Linked DNA regions of Mus musculus: regions 1, 2 and 4 are each linked to region 3. The links are chromatin loops, found by intact Hi-C in ENCODE. Cell type or tissue: left cerebral cortex. All regions are shown on one strand. Links, peaks and the distances in the headings refer to the core of each region. The heading gives the core; the rest is flanking DNA.

Region 1 (4,632 bases), core at 633-4,632, 86 kb after region 3:
AAAACAAAGCAAAATTAAACTCCAATTGTACCATGTCTGGGATCCAATCACGATTTTCTGGACTCCCCCAAGTGGCTTGGTTAGCTCCTCCAGCTCTGTCCTCTGTAACACACACACACACACACACACACACACACACACACACACACTGTCTTGTAGGTTTTGGCTGGCTCCACTCCACTGCTGCTGCTGTTCTTGGTTGTCCTTCCATGGTACTGGCATCTCCAAAATGCTGGGGTCTCTGCTATAACTGGGCTGTATTTTGACCAATAACCTGTTGGTACCTCATGGTTCCAAGTCTCAACTTCAACTGCCACTGATGCTACACCTTCAATAATGGCCTCTCCTGGCCTCTCACAATGCTAAGCCTCAGCTGCTCTCCATGACCCCTTCATGTCTTTAAAACCAGTACCACCTGAGTGACTCCTATACATTACCAAATCCAACTGCCAGCATGAGGTACGGTACGACCTTGGCCACCTCTAGAACACAGCTTCTCTGTGCTCTCAGAAAATGCTTCCCAAAAACTTTCACCTCAGGGATACTGGTCTCTTCTTAATCATCACTGATTTCTTAACTCCAGATAACCAGCATCAATAGTCCCAGTCAGAAAGGTTTCACTTCGGTAGTTCTGGTATCTTATTAATCATAGCTGATTCTTCAGCCCTAGCTAACCAGAACCATAGACTTAAATCAAAGTCGCCAACAGCCCTGATAGTCTTTAAACTTCCTTCTGAAACTTCACCAGCCAGACCCCTCCATCTTCTGCCTGCTTTCACCATTCTTATCTTCCAAGCGTCTACAGAACATTCCACTGAGCTCTTAATATTCAATGATTCTTCTAGCACAAAGTTCCAAAGTCCTCCCACAATCCTCCCCAAAACATCACTGAAGTCAGGTCTGTCACAGCAATACCCCATTCCCGGTACCAATTTGTCTCAGTTAGGGTACCAGGCTAACTATGGCTGCAACAAAACACCATGTCTTAGTTAGGGTTTCTATGGCTTCAACAAAACACAATGATCAAAAAGCAAGTTGAGGAGGAAAAGGTTTATCTGGCTTACACTTTCAGATCACAGTTCATCATTGGAGGAAGTCAGGACAGCAACTCAAGCAGGGCAGGAACCTAGAACAGGAGCTGATACAGAAACCATGGAGGGTGCTGCTTGTTAGCTTGCTTCCCATGGCTTGCTCAGCCTGATTTCTTAATGAACCCAGGACCACCAGCTCAGGGATGGCCCCACCCACAGTGGGCTGGGTCCTCCCTCACAGAGCACTAATTGAGAAAATGCCTTACAGCTGGATCTCATGGAGGCATTTCCTCAGCTGAGACTCTCTTCTCTCTGATGACTCTAGCTTGTGTCAATTTGACACGCAAAGCCAGCCAGTACACCACTGAATCTTTGCAGCAATTCCAGGGTTAGCACACTAGGCTGAACACAGTCAGGTTCTTTGATAAAGGATGGAGGAAAATATCAGAAGGGAACAGCAAGTTCTAGCCCCAAGCTTCTAGGAATCAGGCAGGTTTCCCAGGAGTCTTTGTTTCTCTCTTGGCGAGCACCTCGGGTCCCTCCCTTGGTACCTCCAATTTGCCACTCTGAAATTATAGCGAGAGGCTGAATGCCACATCTCTCAGACTAATAATAACAGCAGAGAACTGTTCGCTTTGTTAGGTTCGAGGATAATACTTTGAGTTGGCAAGAAGGGCTTTGTTTGATCTTTTACAGGAGGAATCGCTAAATAAGGTGTTGGTGAAGTGTTCTAACAATATCTTCCCATGACAGCTATGATGGTGGTGGTAGCCTGGGTAAAGAGGACCTGGAGACAGGCTGGGGGTTACTAGAGCATGGTCAGCGTATGGCGAGTTCACGTTGCCTAAACTTGTGAGGGTGAAAGATTTGGTAATAAGAATAAAATATTAACAAGAAAGCAAGACTTCTTTGCTACACACAAACCAACATGTTAGGGACATCGGCTGCAGTCCAGCCTATCCAGCACATGCTCAGGCGATAGGGTCTCTGAATTTTACCCCAACATTCAGTTAGAGGGATGGTGTCCTGTTTGGTCTAAACTGAAATACAAAGGGATCACTTTCCTCTGACCATCTTTAAGGGCAGTGACGTTTTCTCTCCTCACCAGGAGAAAAGAACAAGGCTGTCCTGGTTCTTGACTTTTCTCCCAGGCCAGCTGCCTCGGTGCATGCGTGAGGCTGCAGTACCACGCTCGACTCCCGGAGGCAGTAGCGCCAGGCTGGGAGCTTCCGGCTCGAGGGCGCCGCTCTTATCACCAACAGTGCGCAGCCGCCCGCGACGCTCGTCTATTGGCTGTCGCTCGCTGCTGCCATACTGGCGGAAGCGGAAGTGGAGCTGGGACGCTGGGGGTGGGCTGGGCTGCCGCGTCCCCTGCGGTCTTGGCCTTGAGGGGCGGCGGCCGGCGTGATGGAGAAACGCAGGATGAACCTGCCTACGGGGCCGGACACGCTGTGCTTCGATAAGGACGAGTTCATGAAGGTGAGGGCACCCGGCAGATCGCCGCTGAGTTGGCCGGACGCTGAGGCCCGGTGGTTCCCAGAGGCTCCGGCGGGTGTCAGGGACGTGGGATGGAAGGTGGCAGGGGTGTCCAGGCTGAAAACGCTCTGACATTAAGAAGTGGGAACCTGACAGCCTCGCCACGCTGCAACCCAGCGGCCCTGCTTACAAATCTAAACCGAAAACACTTGGCTGATAACATTTCACCGAGCAGGCACAGCCTCCGAACGGCGCAGGCTTTGAGCCTGTTAGTTGTACCTCTCCGCTGTTGTCACTTAAAACAACCCCAAACATATTTACACCCGCTTTCTTTCTCGAGACAGGGAGGGTTTTGAGTTGTAGCCCGGACGGGTCTCGATCCTCCTGTCTTAAGGGCAGAAATGGCAACTGTGAGCTAAAAGTTTGTGCCATTTAATAGTTGCGATTTGAGGGACCATTTCAAAGCTGGTTCCGAGGTTAGGAATTTCTTTCTGTCTCTTTGGCACATAAAATACTAAGCAAACGAGTCCAAGTCTTACTGTATAGAGTGTGTGTGTATGTGTGTGTGTGTTGTGTTTGCATGTGTGCACCCTGCTCCCCTTTCACAATCGAATTTTTCCCTCTGACTTAATTGGCCTATCTCTGTTCTGGTATTTGCATTTAGTTGACATGGCCAAAGAAAGCGCTGAGGTTTTGGTGTTTGGATTTTAATTTATATGTGACTTCTGTACTGTGCCCACGTAGGTTTCCATGTGTGAAAGGCTTTTTTGTGTGTATGTGTCTGCCTTCCTGAGTTTATGTGCACAGTGTGTGCAGAAGCCCTCAGAGGCCAGAAGACTGTGGGGTTCCCTAGAACTGGAGTTACAGGTGCTTGTGAGCTGCCCTGTGGGTGCTGGGAGCCAAACCCTGGTCCTCTGTTAAAGTAGTAAGCACTCTTAACTGCTGAGCCATCTCCAATAAATGAGGTTCAAATGGGATGCTTGAAATAATGATTCAGAAAGCCCCTGTTACATCCTGTGACTTATGGATACCTTGGAAAGAGGGTTAAAAAAAAAGAGCCAAAGGTACATGACAGGGACAAGAGTCTGGAGGAAGAAAGCTTGCCCGGGGATCGTGGCCTGTTTTTACTTTAGGTGAGAAAACTTACTGTGTTCACTGTTCACCATTTAACTCAGGCCTCCTGCAGGCCTTGTGCCAGCAGCTGTTCTGGGCCATTGCCTCAGGGTTGGGCATTGCCTGTGTCTCCCTCACTCACACTGAGGTGATACCTCTGTTGGATGCGATGCCTGTGAGGAGATGGCACACAATGTGAGTAGTTAGTGAGACAACATCAGCAAACCTGGGACGGAATGGCCGGACTGCTCCACGCTCTTTGATGCAGTCAGCTCTCTGAGTGTGCCACGCAGTTTGTAGTTCTGCTGATGTGGCCATTTCCATTGAAGAGGAAACAACATGGAACAGCCATTGTGTGTGATGTTGGTTTTTCTAGGTGGAGCCAGAAATTAAGGCCCTTTATTATTTGTGCTTCCTTCAAAGAAGTGTTTTATGAGTTAGTTTCGTGGCAGAAAGGACAGGAGGAGTGCCTGTTATCCAAATTTTATGTGTACATTTGTATTTTATTCAACATATTTTTCAGTGGCATAGTTTTGTTTTTTTTGTTTTATTTTGTTTTGTTTTAACAAGGATGGGATATCAGATACACATTAGGAGAGTTGAGGCTCCGTCGATTGCAGTCATCTGATTAGAAATGTGCTGTCTTGCCAAGATGTTGACAGCCTGCTGAGCAGTGGTAGCAGATGTTTGCTCATTCATGGCCCACCCTACTGTGTGCCAACTACTACTGTGTGCCAACTACAAGTCTAGATTTGAAGAGACAAGGGCAGAAAGGTGTGGCTTGGCTGTTGAACATGAGAAAACACATGCGGGTTCAGAAACTGTGCTTGGTCTGTGGTGGTTAGAGTATGGAGGAATGTCAGAATCCAGACCGGAAATGCAGGTGGGACGGGATGAGAACTGATGTGCCCCGAGTGTCATAGGAGGGAATCTGTGTTCTACCCAGTGTTCATCCTGAAGCTGGGGTCACCTTTGACCGGGAGCTTACAGGGCTATATCATTGTACTAGAAG
Region 2 (5,173 bases), core at 744-4,743, 80 kb after region 3:
TCCAACATTTGCCACCGAACTTTCGATATGAACCCATAAGATATGCAGAAGCTTTTAAGTTGAGGTCCTTGATCCACTTGGACTTGAGCTTTGTGCAAGGAGACAAATATGGATCTATTTTCATTTTTCTACATACAGCCAGCCAGTTAGACCAGCACCATTTATTGAAGATGCTTTCTTTTGTCCACTGTACTTTTTTTTTTTTTTTGGCTTCTTTGTCAAAGATCAAGTGTCAGTAAGTATGTGGTTTTATTTCTGAGTCTTCAATTCTATCCCAACGATCAATCTGTCTGTCTCTGTACCAATACCATGCAGTTTTTATCATTATTGCTTATTATTTTTTTTCTGTATTGCTTGAGGTTAGGTTGGTGAAGTTCTTTTATTGTTAAGAATTGTTTTTGCTATCCTGGGTTTTTTGTTTTTCTGTATGAAATTGAGAATTGTTCTTTCCATGTCTTTGAAGAACTGTGTTGGAATTTTGATGGGGATCACACACTGAATCTAATAGAAGAGAAAATGGGGAAGAGCCTCAAACTAATGGGCATGGGGAGAACTTTCCTAAACAGAACTCCAGTGGCTCGGGATCCAAGATCAAGAATTGATAAATGGGACCTCATGAAACTGAAAAGCTTCTGTAAAGCAAAGGACACTGTCAATATGACAAATCACCAACCTACAGATCAGAAAAAATCTTCACTAATCCCACACCTGATAGAGGGCTAATATCCAAAATATATAACTCAAGAAGCTACCCCCCCCCCCAAAAAAAACCAAACAACCCAATAAAAAAAATGGGATATAGAACTAAACAGAGAATTCACAACAGAGGAATCTCGAATGACCAAGAAAGCACTTAAAGAAATGTTCAAAGTCCTTAGTGATCAGGGAAATGCAAATCAAAATGACCCTGAGATTCCACCTTACACCAATCAGAATCTCTAAGATCAAAAAAACTCGGTGGTAGCAGCTGCTGGAGAGAATGTGAAGAAAGAGGAACACTCCTCCATTGCTGGTGGGGTTGCAAACTGGTACAACCACTCTGGAAATCAATCTGGAGGTTCCTCAAAAAATTGGAAATAGATCTACCTGAAGACCCAGCTATAGCACTCGTGGGCATATACCTAAAAGATGCCCCACCATGCCACAAGGGCACATGCTCCACTATGTTCATAGCAACCTTATTTGTGATAGCCTGAAGCTGGAAACAACCCAAATGTCCCACAACAGAAGAATGGATAAGAAAATGTGGTTTATTTACACAATGGAATACTATTCAGCTATTAAGAACAAGGACATCATGATTTTTTTCAGGCAAGTGGATGGAACTAGAAAATATCATCCTGAGTGAGGTATCTCAGACCCAAAAGGATATGCACGGTATGTACTCACTAGTAAGTGGCTATTAGCCAAAAGAGCTTAGAACACCCAAGATAAAATCCACAGAACTCAAAAAGGTTAACAAGTCATAGGGACCAAGTGAGGATGCTTGAATCCCAGTAGGGAGGGAGGGAGGGAACTGAGTGGGACAGTGGAGAAGGAGGGGCAGGGGGGAAAGGGCCAGCAGAATGAATGGAAATATTGGGAGGTGGGAGGTAGGGGGACCCTCTAGAATGTACCAGAGACCCAGGAGGTGAGAGACTCTCAGGACTCAAAGGAAGGGACCTTAGATGAAATGGGGATAATAATGGGGAGAGGGAACTTGTTTAACAGTCAAAAACTGACTCAGAATTGCCCCTGCCTAAAAGAACTTCAGGGACATAAATGGAGAAGAGACTGAGGGAAAGGAAGTCCTGTGACTGGTCCAAATTGGGATCCTGCTCAAGGGGAGGCTCCAAGGCCTGACACTATTACTGATGTTAGGGTGTGCTTACAGACATGGTGGCCTTCCGAGAGGCCCAACAAGCATCTGACTGAGACAGACACAGATACTTACACCCAACCATTGGTCTGAAGTCCAGGGCCCCTGTGGTTGAATTAGGGAAAGGCTGGAAGAAGCTGATGAGGAGGGAGATCCCATAGGAAGACCAGCAGTCTCAATTAACCTGGACCCCTGAGATCTCTCAGACACTGATCCACCAACCAGGCAGCATACACCAGCTGATATGAGGCCCTGACACATATACAGCAGAGAAGAAACACCTAACCTTTGAGAGACTTGAGGCCCCAGGGAATGGAGGGGGCTGGTGGGGTGAAGGAGTAGGAGAGGTAGAGGTTGGGAGGGGTGGGGACATCCTCTTGGAGATAGGGGAGAAGGGATGGGATGAAGAACTGTCAGAGGGCAGAACGAGAGGAGGATAACGACTGAACTGTGAAAAAAAAAGATTAAAGATAATAATAATAAGGAGTAAAAAAAAAAAAAAAAACCAACAACCTTTATCACTTAAAAAGAAAAGAGATGCAGAATTAAGGACTGCCAGTACTGACATTGTCCTCTAGAGGACATTTACCTAAAGTGTGGCCTCAATTCATCTTTTGGTATCAGCCCAGGGCGTGAGCTGGGGAGACCCTCACTCTGCTTGTTCTCTGGGCAGAGACTTGTTTTGTTAGTTTATGATTTATTTATTTTTGTTTCAAGGTTTTTCTCTGCAAATCCAGGCTGAACTCGAATTCACTATGTAACTCTGACTCCCAGTTTTCCTGCCTCAAACTCCTGAGTACTGAAACTAACAAGTATGTACTACCACACAAGCACCCAACCTCATCTCTGCCAGTTTTCCTGACAACCGCACATAGAACCAGAAGCTCTGAAGTGGGGCTCACGCAAATGTATCTCTGCACAATATTCTTCAGGGAGCTTGCAGGGATAGCTCAGCATGGGCACTACAGCCTATTTCAGCAGCTGTCCTGCGAATGAAGGAGGGCAGAGAGACACAGGAGTTACTGGGGAAACATACAGGGTCAAGCCAAGTCTAAGGACGAACAGCCTGCAACCCCAGCTACTTGGGAGGCTGGGGCAGGAAGATCACAAGTTCCAGGACACCTTTGCTACATAGTGAGTTCATGGTTGGCCTGGGGAAGTTAGTGCAACTTTGTTTCAAAATAAAAAACTAAAAAGGTTTTTGGAGGAGTTGGAGAATAGACTAGTAACTAAGAATGTATACTTCTCTTGCAGAGGACCCAAGTTCAGTTCCAGGGGCCAAGTCAGACAGCTCATGACACTCTGTAATTCCAGCTCCACGTAGATCTGATGTCTCTGGCCTCAGTCAGAGGATACCTGTACTCATGTGTACACACATACAGTCACAATTAAAAATAAACTACTTTAAAAGAAAAGACTGAGGCTATAGATAGTTTGGTGATACAGCACATAAGTTCATGGGAGCCTTCATTTAATCCCCAGTGCTTGAATTGGTTGAAGACCTGGTAGGATCCAAGAAAGACTTTTAACAAAGGAATTGGATGCATCCTCACAAGCTCCCCAAGTCTTTGTAGACATGGGAGCTGAGAGTGATCGTCCTCCCCATAACAACCCCATGTGGTGGTGAATAGGTATGGCCCCCATAGATTCATGTGTTTAAATTCTTGGCCATAGGGAGTGGCATATTAGGAGGTGTGGCCTTATTGGAGGAGATGTAGCCTTGTTAGATAAAGAGTGTCTCTGGAGGTGGGGCTTTGAGGTTTTAAATGCTCAACATGTGCTCAACGTGAAACACATCCAGTCTCCTTCCAGCTGCCTTCATATCAAGATGTAGAACTCTCAGCTCCTCCAGCACTATGTCTGCCTGCATGCTACCATGCTTCCCACCATAACGATAATGGACTGAACTTCTGACCCTGTAAGCCAGCCCCAATTAAATGTTGTCCTTATAAAACTCACCTTGGTCATGGTGTCTGTTCACAGCAGTAAAACCCTAACTATGACACCCCACTTTGCCTGATTTCCTCTAAGGATATTGAGGTCAGGCTACACACTCAGTCTTTGGGGGTGGGTAAACAATCCCTTTAAAATTGGAAAATCCTTTGTCATCAGCAGTGAGCCAGCCTCTGAGTTCGTTCTGTGTGGTCATGGCCAAAGAAAATGCCCACATGAGTTTCCTGAGTGTGATATTTCACTTTGCAGTTTTTGAGTGTTCAGTCGCAAACCTGCCAAAAACGGGAAGCCTATAAATAGGGCAGAGTGGGAAGAAAGAAATGGGACTTGTCACAATACCACTGGAAGTAGGGAACCAAGAATTTTCCAGAGATGGCAAGTCAAAACAGGGTGGCTGTTTACATAGAAATCAAGTAGCAGGTGCGTGCTTCGTAAGAGAGGAAGAGACCGAGGAGCAGAGGAGACCTATCAAGACAGGAAATGGGTCAGCATAAAGTCTCCTGAGGAATGATGTAGATCAGAGATGGGACAGGAGACATGAGAGAAATGTCAGCCACTTACTGGGTTGCCACTGCTCGGTTAACTTCCTATTTGTGTCCTAATTACTCTTTCTTCAAGTGCAATGAGAGAGGCCTCACTATTACTAGAGATTGTGTTGTGTTCATTAATCTTCTTGTTGCTGTGGCCAAATATGAAATAATAAATAACTAAAGGAGGAGCTTTGAGTGTTCAGCCCATCTTGACAGGGAAGGTAGGGCGGCAGGAGCCTAGAGCAGCTGTCACATGACATCCACAGTCAGGAAGCAGAGAGAGATGAATGGTGCCACTCACTATTCCCTCGGGGTGGCTGAACCTCAGTTAAATGTCTCTGGAAACTGCCACAGACAGGCCTGGAGGCGGGTCTGGTAGGAGATTGCAAATCTAGAATTAACCACGCACTTAAATATGAAGAAAGAGATGTAAAGAGTAGGTACCAGGAAGTGGGAGGCTGGCATGGCCACCTCATAGCTGCTCACAGGCAAGAGGAATAAGGACAAACAGCAGAGTTGCAGGCAGCTCTGGAGAGGGCTGTCCACCAACCTCTGAGGAGGTGCCGTATGCACTGTGTAACACGGCAGAGAATGGTCATGCCAGTCAAGTGTCGGCTGAGTGGATGTCAAGACCATGCTCTTGGGCAGGTCTTGTCTCCATCCTCTCCCGCTGCCGTCGGGATTCTTAAGCACCAAAGTTGATCTGCTGCTCCTGCTGGGGTGTTGTGTTGAGACAGAATGACAGTCCATGTGATGGGTTCTAGGCTGCTCCCTACCAAATTCTGGGGAGAGAACAGACGCCAGGACCCTGGTCCACTCTCCTCTGTCATTT
Region 3 (5,173 bases), core at 677-4,676:
GCCAGTGGCAGGCAATCCTGGACTTCAGGCTGGGAGTGGACAGAGTGAACAGTGGACAGAGGGCTTTGCTTCTGAACATCTTGACTTATACATTACTAAGAAAGAAAGTTCTGGTTAAATCGCTTTTGTGTGTTTACCCTTCTCAATACCAGACCCTTCATCTAAACTAAGCCCAGCACGACATCCCTATTTTGCCCTGTGACCTCAGCTTTGCCGAATTCTCCTCTGTAGACATCTACAGTAGGCATCTTAAGTGCTGCAAGATCAACACAGGATCACAAAGGCTCACAGCACGAAGACTGACAAACCAGGGCACCAGGCTGGTACAATCCCAACATCCAATATGGAAAGCAGCTGTCCAGGGCAGGAGGCCTTTAAGGCACACTGGGAAATGAAGGGTGGCATATAGGAGGACAATTTAGAGTACCATAAACCACAGCCAAATGGTTGGGTTTTAAAATGTACCCACTTAGAACCTTGCATGGTGATGGTAACCCTCCAATCCAGATGCAACTTTGCCCATCCACACCGCAGCCTGGCAAGGTTGCAGAACACTCCCTCCAGGGCTGGGCCAACCTTTCCCATTGCCAGCTCCCTGCAGCTACGTTTCCATACCCAGGCCCTGGAGCCTACCTCCTGTGCACCTGCAATCTTGAGGAACAATAGCTATAGTGTCATGTACACTGCCCAAAGTGTGTGTGTGTGTGTGTGAGTGACACACACACACACACACACAGAGAGAGAGAGAGAGAGAGAGAGAGAGAGAGAGAGAGAGAGAGACTATGCAAAGGGGCACTCCTTGGTGCCCATTCACACTGGTTGTGTGCACTTCACAGAATATATGGTGTAACATCTGGCTGCTAGGAAGCCATGGAGCCTGAACAGCAGCACTGAGGATCATATGGGAAAGCAGTTTCCACATCTCAGAAAGCAGAAGCTGACCAAGCTGCTGCAAAGCAGCACTATTTTAGACTCTGCAGAAGCCAACAGCTGAGGGCTCAGAGTAGCAGGGTGGCTGTGCTCAACTCCAGTCGCCTCCGGATAATCTGAGTCTGGTCTACACACCTTGAAAGTAACTCGGACTAACACTCCCTAACGCAGTGGAATCACCCTTGGCTCCTTCCGGTGCTCAGCTAGAGATCGACTGGCACCACAGGAAGTTTCTCGGGAAAACAGAGAGCAGTGAAGATGCTGATATGCTCTGGCTCTGGGCTCTCTATGTGCTTCAGCTGCGACTGGCCTGACCCCTGACACCTAGATCCTGCGTACTGCAAAGGACTCAGCCTCAGCCGTGCCAGGCGTTTGGATCCCCTCCACCAAAAGAGCCATACTTTACTGACCCCACAGGTGTGACACTGCCAGACGACCGAAAGCCTCTGGCAAAGTGCTGCTGGCTTGGTCTCCACCCACGAGAAACCTGGGACCACCATCCTGTGCAGTAGGACCCTCTCTGTTTAATCCCTGCTCCCCAAACCAGCTGTTTCCAGAAACACACAGGTGCAGGTCGGGTGTGTCTGGAACCAGTCTGGCCCGTGCTCCAGCCTTCAGACCGCGCCCTGTGTGTCCCTGCACCCCAGTGTCCCCGGTCGATCCTCACCACCGGTGTCCTCGAAGCGCGGGGACGGGCGATCCCTCAGCACGGCGCTCCAGCCCCCACCGGTCTCGTCCTCCTCGAGTTCCAAGGGATCCGCGGCGTAGGATGGCGGGGCGGTCCCCGGAGGCGCGGGGCGCTCACGCTCATCGTCCGAGGAGGCGGCCGAGGAGGAGCGTGAGGCTGCGGAGGTGCTGTAAAAGGGGTTCCCGCCGCTGTCCGGGCCCGACTCGCCGAACACGTCGTCCGAGATGTGCAGGCTCTCGTAGCGTGCACGGGCTGCCTCCAGCAGCGCCGGAGCCCTCCTCCGTGAGCCCCCACCGCCCTCGGCCATAGCCCCGGCCGCCGCCCGCGCGCCCACACCCCACAGCGCCTCCCAGCCGCACACGCCGGGCCCGGGACCCCCGCCGCGGCCCGTGGCTCCCCACCAGCGCAGCCCGCAGCACAGCGCGCGCCGCCCCGCGCCCGGCCGGCCCGCCGTCTTGGCCGCTCGGGCCGCGCGCCCGGGATGCGCCTTGGAGCTCGGGCGCCGCTGGCTGCGGCCGCGGCGGGAAGAGACTCAGCCGCTGCCCAGAGCCGCCGCCGCCCCCACCCGCTGCGTCTCCGCCGCGCCCGGCCCCGTCGCGTCCCCGCGCACCCTCCCCGCGGCAACCGCGTTGCGCCGCCGACCTTCCCGGGCGCGAGCCGTGGACCGGGCCCGCCTCCAGCACCTTCAGCTGCTGGCCAATAGAGAGCGCCGGCCTCGCGGGGGCGGGGATAGCAGGTCGCCCTGCCTCCTCGGGGCGTGACGCTAGGGCAGTCAGTCGCGAGGAGCCCCGCCCATAAGCTCATAGCCGCTCGCCGGCGTGGGGAGGGAGGCGGGTCCCGGTGCTCCGTGCTCTTTGGCCCGCCCCTTGCGCAGCCGCGCCCGGCTCCGAGGAGCTGTCCGCCCAGCGGTTCTGAAATTCACTCTGCGGACACGCTCCAGGTGGGCGGCCAGCCGAGGCTGCGCCCAGCACTCCTGTGAATTTCAGGTTGCCCTTCTAGCTTCCCCGAACCTTGCTCTTTTGGGAACCTGGGTCAGACACTAAAACAGTCTCTCCTCCAACAACTGTCATGTAAGGACCGCAACACTGGAATGAGGTGGCTCGTCATTTCTCACAGTCCTTTGATGCTCACATCTTCTGAACTCAAAATTGCTTCCATGAGAACTATCACCACCTGCGCCCTGGTATCACTTGCACAGGCCTAAGACAACGCACATCTGGAAGAGGATTATATGATCAGGAAACAAACAGCTGGTCGCCAGGGTTTCAGAGATCTAACAATGGAGCAGAGTCTGTCTCCTCTCTTCTGGGGGCAAAGCATGAGGCCGGCTGGCCGACCTCCCCTCATCAGAATGTCTTCTCTCCTCCTCCTCCTCTCAAACATAATGCAATAAGTCACATTAATGGTAACTGGGTCATAAAGTCACTTTCACTCCGACATAAAATAAATCCAAGTAGATGTGAAGGGCTTGAGACCCCTATTGGGTGTAGTAAATGATAATTACACAAACGGAAGACAATGGGTTTCTATTTCTAAGAAAAAGGGTGCTGGGACCCATCTGCCCTGGCTGAGATTTTCACTCACGTCTGCCTGTGCCCAGACCCTGTGACCTGCAAACCAGGTCTCTGCACAGGCTTGAATCCATGACAATCACAAGCAGCCAGGCTGGAAAGAGAAAGCGACTTACTGATCTTCCTCCTCTGTGTGTATTTAGCTGATAAGCAAGAAAGTATTTGCAGAGCACTGCCACTCTCTTGAAAAAGCATGCCAAAGAAGTGTGTGTGTGTGTGTGTGTGTGTGTGTGTGTGTGTGGTGGGGGGGGTGGGGGTTCTAGCATTCCTGTGTACAGCAAATTGACAAAGGCTGTGAAGTGGGTACCTATAAATAGACTTGACCAGAAAAAGGATGAAAAAAAAGCAGCTAATGTGGGTGTGGTTCTGGCCAATTTGCCATCGCGGGAGCACGGGACAGAACAGTAACAGTTAAAGCAGGGACAGCCATTCGTTGACCCCGATATGGTGCTCAGACCAAGGAAATACAGGGCCTCTGTGCTTTCTGGGCTCCTCTTCCAGTAGCTCACATGGCAGCAACAGAAGGAAGAGGTCTGGGGATTTAGTTCAGCTAGCAAACTGTTGCTAAGCATTCAAGAACCCCCTCGGCTTGATCTCCGGGAATGCACAAGCCAGCTGTGGTGGTACAAGCTTGTGATCCGGAGCAGTTGGGAGATGGAGGCAACAGAGTCAGAAGTTCAAGGTCACCCTCGGCAGAGTGAGATAGCAAGTTGGAAGCCAGCCTGGGTATAGCAGACACTATCTCCAAAAGGAAACAATAAAGAGGAGGAAGTGGAGAAAGGGAAGGAAGAGACTGGGAGCAGAAGTTTATCAAATAGAAAGTAGACAAAGGAACGTGCCTGGGTGGTGGGGCTGGGGAGATGGTTCAGTGATTAAGAGTACAGGCTATTCTTGCAGAGAACTAGGTTTAGTGCCCAGCACACATATGGCAGCTCAGAACTGTCTCTAACTCCGGGTATAGGGAATCCAATGTCCGCTTCTAGCCTCTGAGTGTAGCAGGCATGCACACAGTGCACATACATACACGCATGCAAACAAAAGACTCATACTAACATAAAAGTATACACATCTTTTCTTAAAATAAACACTGTTGTCATTTTTAATTTTGTCTGAGCCTTCTTTTTATCTTTAATTTTATATTATTCATTCATTCATTCATTCATCATTCATTCATTCATTCATTCATTCATTGTGGTGCTTGGGATTGAATTAAGAGCCTTGCAGGAGCCCTGGGCTCCTGGGCTATATTCTGAGGCCCTGATCCTCCTTTTACAGTGTACTGCCTTAGGTTGTCTTGTTTTGTTTATTTTCCTGTTAACATGATAAAATAGTCTGACAGGAGCATTTAAGGGAGAACAGGTTTATTCTGGCTCACAGCTTAAGGGTACAGCTCGTGGTACATGCCCCCATGCCCAGCTTTTTATACAGGTTCTGGGGGGTAAACTGAAGTCCTTGGATCTGTAAAGCAAGCACTTGACCAGCTGGTCAGTTGCCACCGCTCCATTCAACTTGTCCTAGCTAAGCTGCTAGGAGCTGAGACAGTCTGTCCCAGAACTCTCTTCTCCCCCACCCCTCCCCCACTGCCACTGCACTTGGGACATTACCAGTGAGGTTGGCAAGCAAGAATCCAGGGAAGGACGTGAAGAAGAAGGCAGGGAGTGGATCCTCATCCTAAGGACCGTTTTTTTTTTTTCTCCTTGAGTTGTTTAGATAATTTACATTCCCATGTGGTAATTAGGGCAGCAGACCCCTGCTGGGGAGCACAAATAACTCTGATTAGTCTTTCAAACTGCCTTTCCTTTTCCAGGGCTTGAAATCATTTTTTTTTTCCAAGTGACTATTATGGAATGTTTAGAGTGAAAAAAAAATATTTCAAGTTAAGCTTTTATATTCTTAGGTAACAGGGGACTTGAAAGGATCTGTGCTGATTCCAAAAACCTTCCCACGAATTTTGGTTTTGCTCTGTAGATAGGCTCGCCTATGT
Region 4 (5,173 bases), core at 487-4,486, 73 kb after region 3:
TCCCTTTGGCCCCATTAAAAGGACACTTAATGTTGCAGTGCTGTGGTGGTTTGAAAGGAAATGTCCCTCATAGGCTCATAGGAGATGTGGCATTGTTGGAATAGGAGTGGTGGTGATGGAGAAAGCACTGTCACTGCGTGGGCTTTGAGGTTTCAGATACTCAGGCCAGGAAGTGTGGCAGTGTTTTCTGTTGTTTGCCCATTTGAATGTAGAACTCTCAGCTACCTCTCCAGCACCATGTCTGCCTGCATGCTGCCATGCTTTGTGCCATGATGACAGTGGACTAAAGCTCTGAACTGTAAGCCAGCCCCAACTAAATGTTTTCCTTTATAAGAGTTGCTGTGGCCTGGTGTCTCTTCACAGCAATAGAAACCCTAACTGAGACAAGTGGCAACAGACCCACTGACCTGTCTTTGGGCCACCTGGTGCGTGTGTCTGGGATTGAAAACTTCCTGGGGCTCCAGTTCAGCATGGTCCCCACTGCTTTCTATAGCCCACTGAATTATGATCCTTCCACCCATCCCAGTCCTGCACTTCACAGGTAGCTCCTACATCATCCTCCCCAGGGTGTTAAGTTTGAAGCTTAACTCATGTCAGAGATGCCAGAGATATGAGACATTCTCAGAAACTACAAGCTCTGAGTAACCTGGCTCAATAGTGAGACAGCATGTGCCACAGACAATGGAGCTGGCAAGACAAGCCAGCTGGGCTAGAGATGATGTCATTAGGAGGTCCTGATGCCAAGCATGGGGCTGTGTGGTTTGGGGTCTGTGTGCTGGGCTGCAGTCTCACTCTTGTCTGCTCTTGCTAGCCTGTGTTTCCTCCCTGTTGGAATGGGGACACTTGTTCTGTACTGTCAGATATGAGTGACAGACATGGCTAAGTATACATGTGAGTGGAGGTCCCTCAAACATCTAGAATGGGGCACTGAACCCCTGAAGCTAGAAGTACAGGCAGTTGTGGGCTGCCTGATATGGGTGCTGGAAACTGAACTCAGGTCTTCTGCTACAGTGGTATAAACATTTAGCCACTGAGCCATCTCTCCAATGCCTGAAAGTATGAACTGTGCTTTTCTCTTATAGCTCACAGTTAAGGGTTTACCCTGAGTCACAGAAGAGACTTTGGAATTTTGAATCGTGTTGGTCCTATAAAAACCCGGGGGACTTCTAAAGGTGGGCTTAATACATCTTATATTATGAAAGGAAAATAAGACCTGGAATGAAATGTTGTCATTTGAAGAGATCTATTTGGATGACAGTTGACAGGGGTGGAGTCTGTGATGGTGTTCTTCCATGGTCAACTTGATTGGATTAAGAAATTTCTCAGGGACAAGCAGTGGTGGCATGCACCCTTAGTCCTAGCATTCAGGAGGCAGAGGCGAGCAGATCTCTGAGTTCAAGGCCAGCCTGGTCTACACAGAGAAACTCTGTATTGGAAAAAAAAAAGGAAGAAAGAAAGGAAGGAGGGAGGGAAGGAGAAAGGGAGGAAAGGAAAGAAGGAAGGAAGAAAGGGAGGGAGGGAGGGAGGGAGGGAGGGAGGGAGGGAGGGAGGGAGGAGAGAAAAGGAGAAAGAAAAAGAAAAAGAGAAAAACAAAATTCCTAGGGCTGGGGGGACTTTCCACAGAAAAATTGCCAGCCATGAGAACATGAGGCTCTGAGTTTGGATCCCCAACACCCATGTAGGTGTGGTATGACATACTTGTGACACTGAGGGGATGCAGAGACAAGCAGATAGCTCATTGGCCAACCAATGTAGCCAATCAGTGACCTCTAAGTTGAGGGAGAAGCCTCATCTCAAAAACAATGTGGAGAGTAAAAGGAAGACTATCAACACCAACCTTTAACCTCCATATGCACACATGCACACACACATATACATATACATATACACATACATACACACAAACACACATATACACACATACACACACATACACACATATACACATATATACACATATACACACACATACACCCAAATACACATAAACACAGATACACATACACACATATACACACGCACATACATACACATATACACATACACACAAACACACATACATACATACACATACACACATACATACACATACATAAACACACATACACACATACATACACATATACATACATAAACACATACATATGAACACACATACACATATACACATATTCACATACACACATACATACACATATACACACATGCATACACATACACACATACATAAACACACATACACACACGTACATACACATACACACACATAAACACACATACACATATACACACATACACACACGTACATACACATACACACATACATACACATACATATACACATGTAAACATACACACACATACATACACACTCATACAAATACACTATAAGAACAAATAAATACCTATATCACTAATGAGGCACATGTCTGAGCATGCCTATGAGGGCATTGATAGTTAACCCAGGGGTAAGTGGTATCTCATAGGGTTCCAAGCCTGAATAAAGGACAGTAGCCTAAGAGGTGCATTGGCCCACTCCTAGCCTCAGGAATGCTTTCTTTTCCTCAACAAACTGTTTCTGTTTCTGTTCTGAGAGGCAGTGAGGGGTGCAGAGTAGCATCATTCCTGTCTCTGTTTCCTGATTACCCAAATGTGAGCAAGCGGCCTCCCACTTCTCCCACCAGAGCTGAGAGCTGTTCCTCCTGCCAGGCCGTTCCCAGCCAGTACCGACAGCATCCTCAAACTGTTAACCAAAGTAAGCTCTCCCTTCAGTTGCTCTTCATCAGGGAGTTGGCCTTAGCAACAAGAAAAATAACCAATACACAGCTACAGCAAATGATGGGGTTTTTTTTTCTATTTATTTGTGTTTTTAAAGATCCTTAACCAAGGAGACATGGACACCTGAGGAGGAACAGAGTGACTTTGGGCAGAAGGACAGTAAAGGGCATAGGTTTTTGAATCATGATTTTGGAGTCTGTGGGGAGAGAGGCAAAGGAGGCAGATGGCTGGAGGTGGGAGGCAAATTGGAAGTGCGGAGTCATGTTGGCAGAGGGGGTGCACGCCTGAGCAGGAGGGGAGAGTGAGCAGACAGAAACCATTAGACTGATAGCTGGGCTGCTTCTGCATTTATTTTAGAGTTTAACATTTTAAAACAATGTTTAAAAACCAAAACCAATAACGCCTGGTGGCAGTGACAGCGCCGTTTGGGGGCTTTGGGACGGAGTCTGGTGGGATCTAGCTGGCAGACAGGCAGCTAAGAAAGAGGAAAAGGGCATCAAAGCTGCTTCCACTGTGTAGACGGAGGGACCTCTTTCCTTTGCCTTTTAAAAGGTCAAATCGGCTGCTTTGTGGAGAGTAGGTGGGGTGGAAGTGCTGCAGAAACAAGGAGGCTGGACACCGGTCAACGTCTGTGGGCACCTGCTGGGCACCAGCTGCCACGCAGACCACAGAGAAGGACAACTTAGCAGAGGGTCAAGGTGCTGTCTGGCAGAGCTGCTATCTTCTAGAGGTGTCAGACAGTTGATAAACAAATACTTACCTTTCTACCTGTTAATCATCCATCTATGTGTCTGTCCATTCATCCATCTCTCCATCCATCCATCCACCCATCCATCCACCCATCCATCCACCCATCCATCCATCATCTCTCTGTCCCATTCATCCCTCTATCTGTCCATGTATCTGTCCATCTATTTATCCAGCTATCTTTTATCTATCATCTATCTATCATATTTTCTGTTTTATTTTGCAGTACTGGAGATTAAACCCAAGGCTGTAAGCATGCACTTCTGAATGCTGTCTCTAGCCCTATCATCTGTCTACCTGTGGAGGGCCGGCTTGGAGGGCAGGAGCCATTAGGATGTTACTCATATGCTGTGCTATGGGAATTATGGGTCAGGCAATTTTTCCTCAGGAGGCCTGAGCCAGCATCCCTCGTCTTTGACTTCCAGTGGCACTGATTCTAAATGTCTCCAGTCTTTGCCAAAACTCTGAGGTGTGGTGGGGTGGGGGTGGGTGGGGGTGGGCACCACCCTTACCATTGAACGGAGCCAGCATGAGGGCTGTAGATAAGCAGATTGGAGGAGGGGGGTGAGATTTCAGCTGTGTGCCAAAGCAACAGCACAGGATCTGTGGGGATGTGAGAGGAGGAGCAAGCGTGGGGGTGAGCAGGGCTGATGTGGTTTTAAGGTTTGGGGCCCTGAGATGCTAGAGAAATGCAGTTGTTTACTGAGACAGGAAGGCCTAAAGGAGGAGGAATAACAAGAGGAAGCCAGGGCTCTGGCTTGTGGTATGTTAAGCCTGAGGCGTGTTTTGAAGCCACATGAAGGGGATTAGTGGGTAGCTGTCTCAGTTAGGGTTCCATTGCTGTGAAGAGACGCCATGACTGAAGCAACTCTTATAAGGACAACATTTAATTGGGGATGGCTTATAGGTTCAGAGGTTCAGTCCATTATCATCATGGTGGGAGCATGGCAGCATCCAGGCAGGCATGGTGCAGGAGGAGCTGAGAGTTCCACCTCTTGTTCTGAAGGCTGCTAGCAGAAGACTGGCTTCCAGGCAGCTAGGACAGGGTTCTTAAAGCCCACGTCCACAGTGGGCTGTGACACACCTACTCCAACAAGGCCACACCTCCAAATATTGCTGCTCCCTGGGCCAAGCATATTCAAACCACCACAGTAGCTAAATGTACCAGTCTAAGTTCTGGGGATATCCGGGCAAAGTATAAACCACAGCGGTCAAGATAGCAGTCAGAATCCTGGGATACTGCAGGTAGGAATGGTGTGCTGGTGACATTTTAAGTCGGTCTTTTCATTGTGGGTCTGTTCAGATGTGTATACACAAAGGTGCAGCATCAGCAGAGGCAGAGGTGGGTGTCTGACCCCCAGAAGCTGCAGTTGTAGGCAGGTGTGAACCACACAACAATTCTCTCAATCTCTGAGCCATCTCTCCATCCACTAAGGTGGCTGGGTTACAACTTTTGAATATGAGCTGGACCTAGCATCTGCTTCTGGAACAAGCCAGGTGAAGATGCTTTTAGACCTGGGCATGTGATGACAACTAGGATTCTCTCTGCTGACTGGATGAGAAACACTCCAGCTAGCCTTGAAGAAAAGACAGGGCCAAGTTGTCACCACAGCAGAGAGGACTCAATGCAGGGACTACAGGTCTCTTA

The links. Hi-C counts contacts between places; a loop is a spot of excess contacts. Peaks named below come from ENCODE experiments on the same cell type or tissue, not always from the same donor. Only the 100,000 strongest peaks of a DNase experiment are listed, where the experiment ranks them.
Region 1: a loop joins it to region 3, with 3 times the contacts of the local background. A loop is called at or near these places in 5 of 42 quality-filtered maps.
Region 2: it touches region 3 in a loop (4-fold over the local background); 6 of 42 quality-filtered maps call a loop at or near these places.
Region 4: a loop joins it to region 3, with 2.8 times the contacts of the local background. A loop is called at or near these places in 2 of 42 quality-filtered maps.

Annotation. Positions count from the first base shown.
Region 1 is chr8:124,518,442-124,523,073 of GRCm38, forward strand. It overlaps Cog2 (component of oligomeric golgi complex 2), which reads left to right and starts at 2,326. Exons shown (of 18, transcript NM_029746.3): 1 at 2,326-2,510. The coding sequence starts at 2,439. In left cerebral cortex, for the core only: a CTCF peak has its summit at 2,236; a DNase peak (open chromatin) is centred at 2,296; H3K4me3 peaks cover 1,575 bases; H3K27ac peaks cover 1,070 bases.
Region 2 is chr8:124,512,617-124,517,789 of GRCm38, forward strand. No RefSeq gene overlaps it. Among named protein-coding and RNA genes, the nearest start is that of Gm39280, 2.9 kb to the left of the region's middle. In left cerebral cortex, for the core only: a CTCF peak has its summit at 2,450; DNase peaks (open chromatin) are centred at 2,500, 2,658, 3,654 and 4,090; H3K27ac peaks cover 2,268 bases.
Region 3 is chr8:124,432,202-124,437,374 of GRCm38, forward strand. It overlaps Pgbd5 (piggyBac transposable element derived 5), which reads right to left and starts at 1,735. Exons shown (of 7, transcript NM_171824.2): 1 at 1,598-1,735. In left cerebral cortex, for the core only: CTCF peaks have their summits at 2,310 (motif pointing right) and 2,510; DNase peaks (open chromatin) are centred at 1,079, 1,711, 2,356, 3,279 and 1 more place; H3K4me3 peaks cover 2,264 bases; H3K27ac peaks cover 2,155 bases.
Region 4 is chr8:124,505,110-124,510,282 of GRCm38, forward strand. It overlaps Gm39280 (a long non-coding RNA gene), which reads right to left. Exons shown (of 3, transcript XR_879351.3): 3 at 3,109-3,431. Among named protein-coding and RNA genes, the nearest start is that of Gm39280, 4.6 kb to the right of the region's middle. In left cerebral cortex, for the core only: no CTCF peak of the experiment used is centred there; DNase peaks (open chromatin) are centred at 2,686, 3,007 and 4,064; H3K27ac peaks cover 2,337 bases.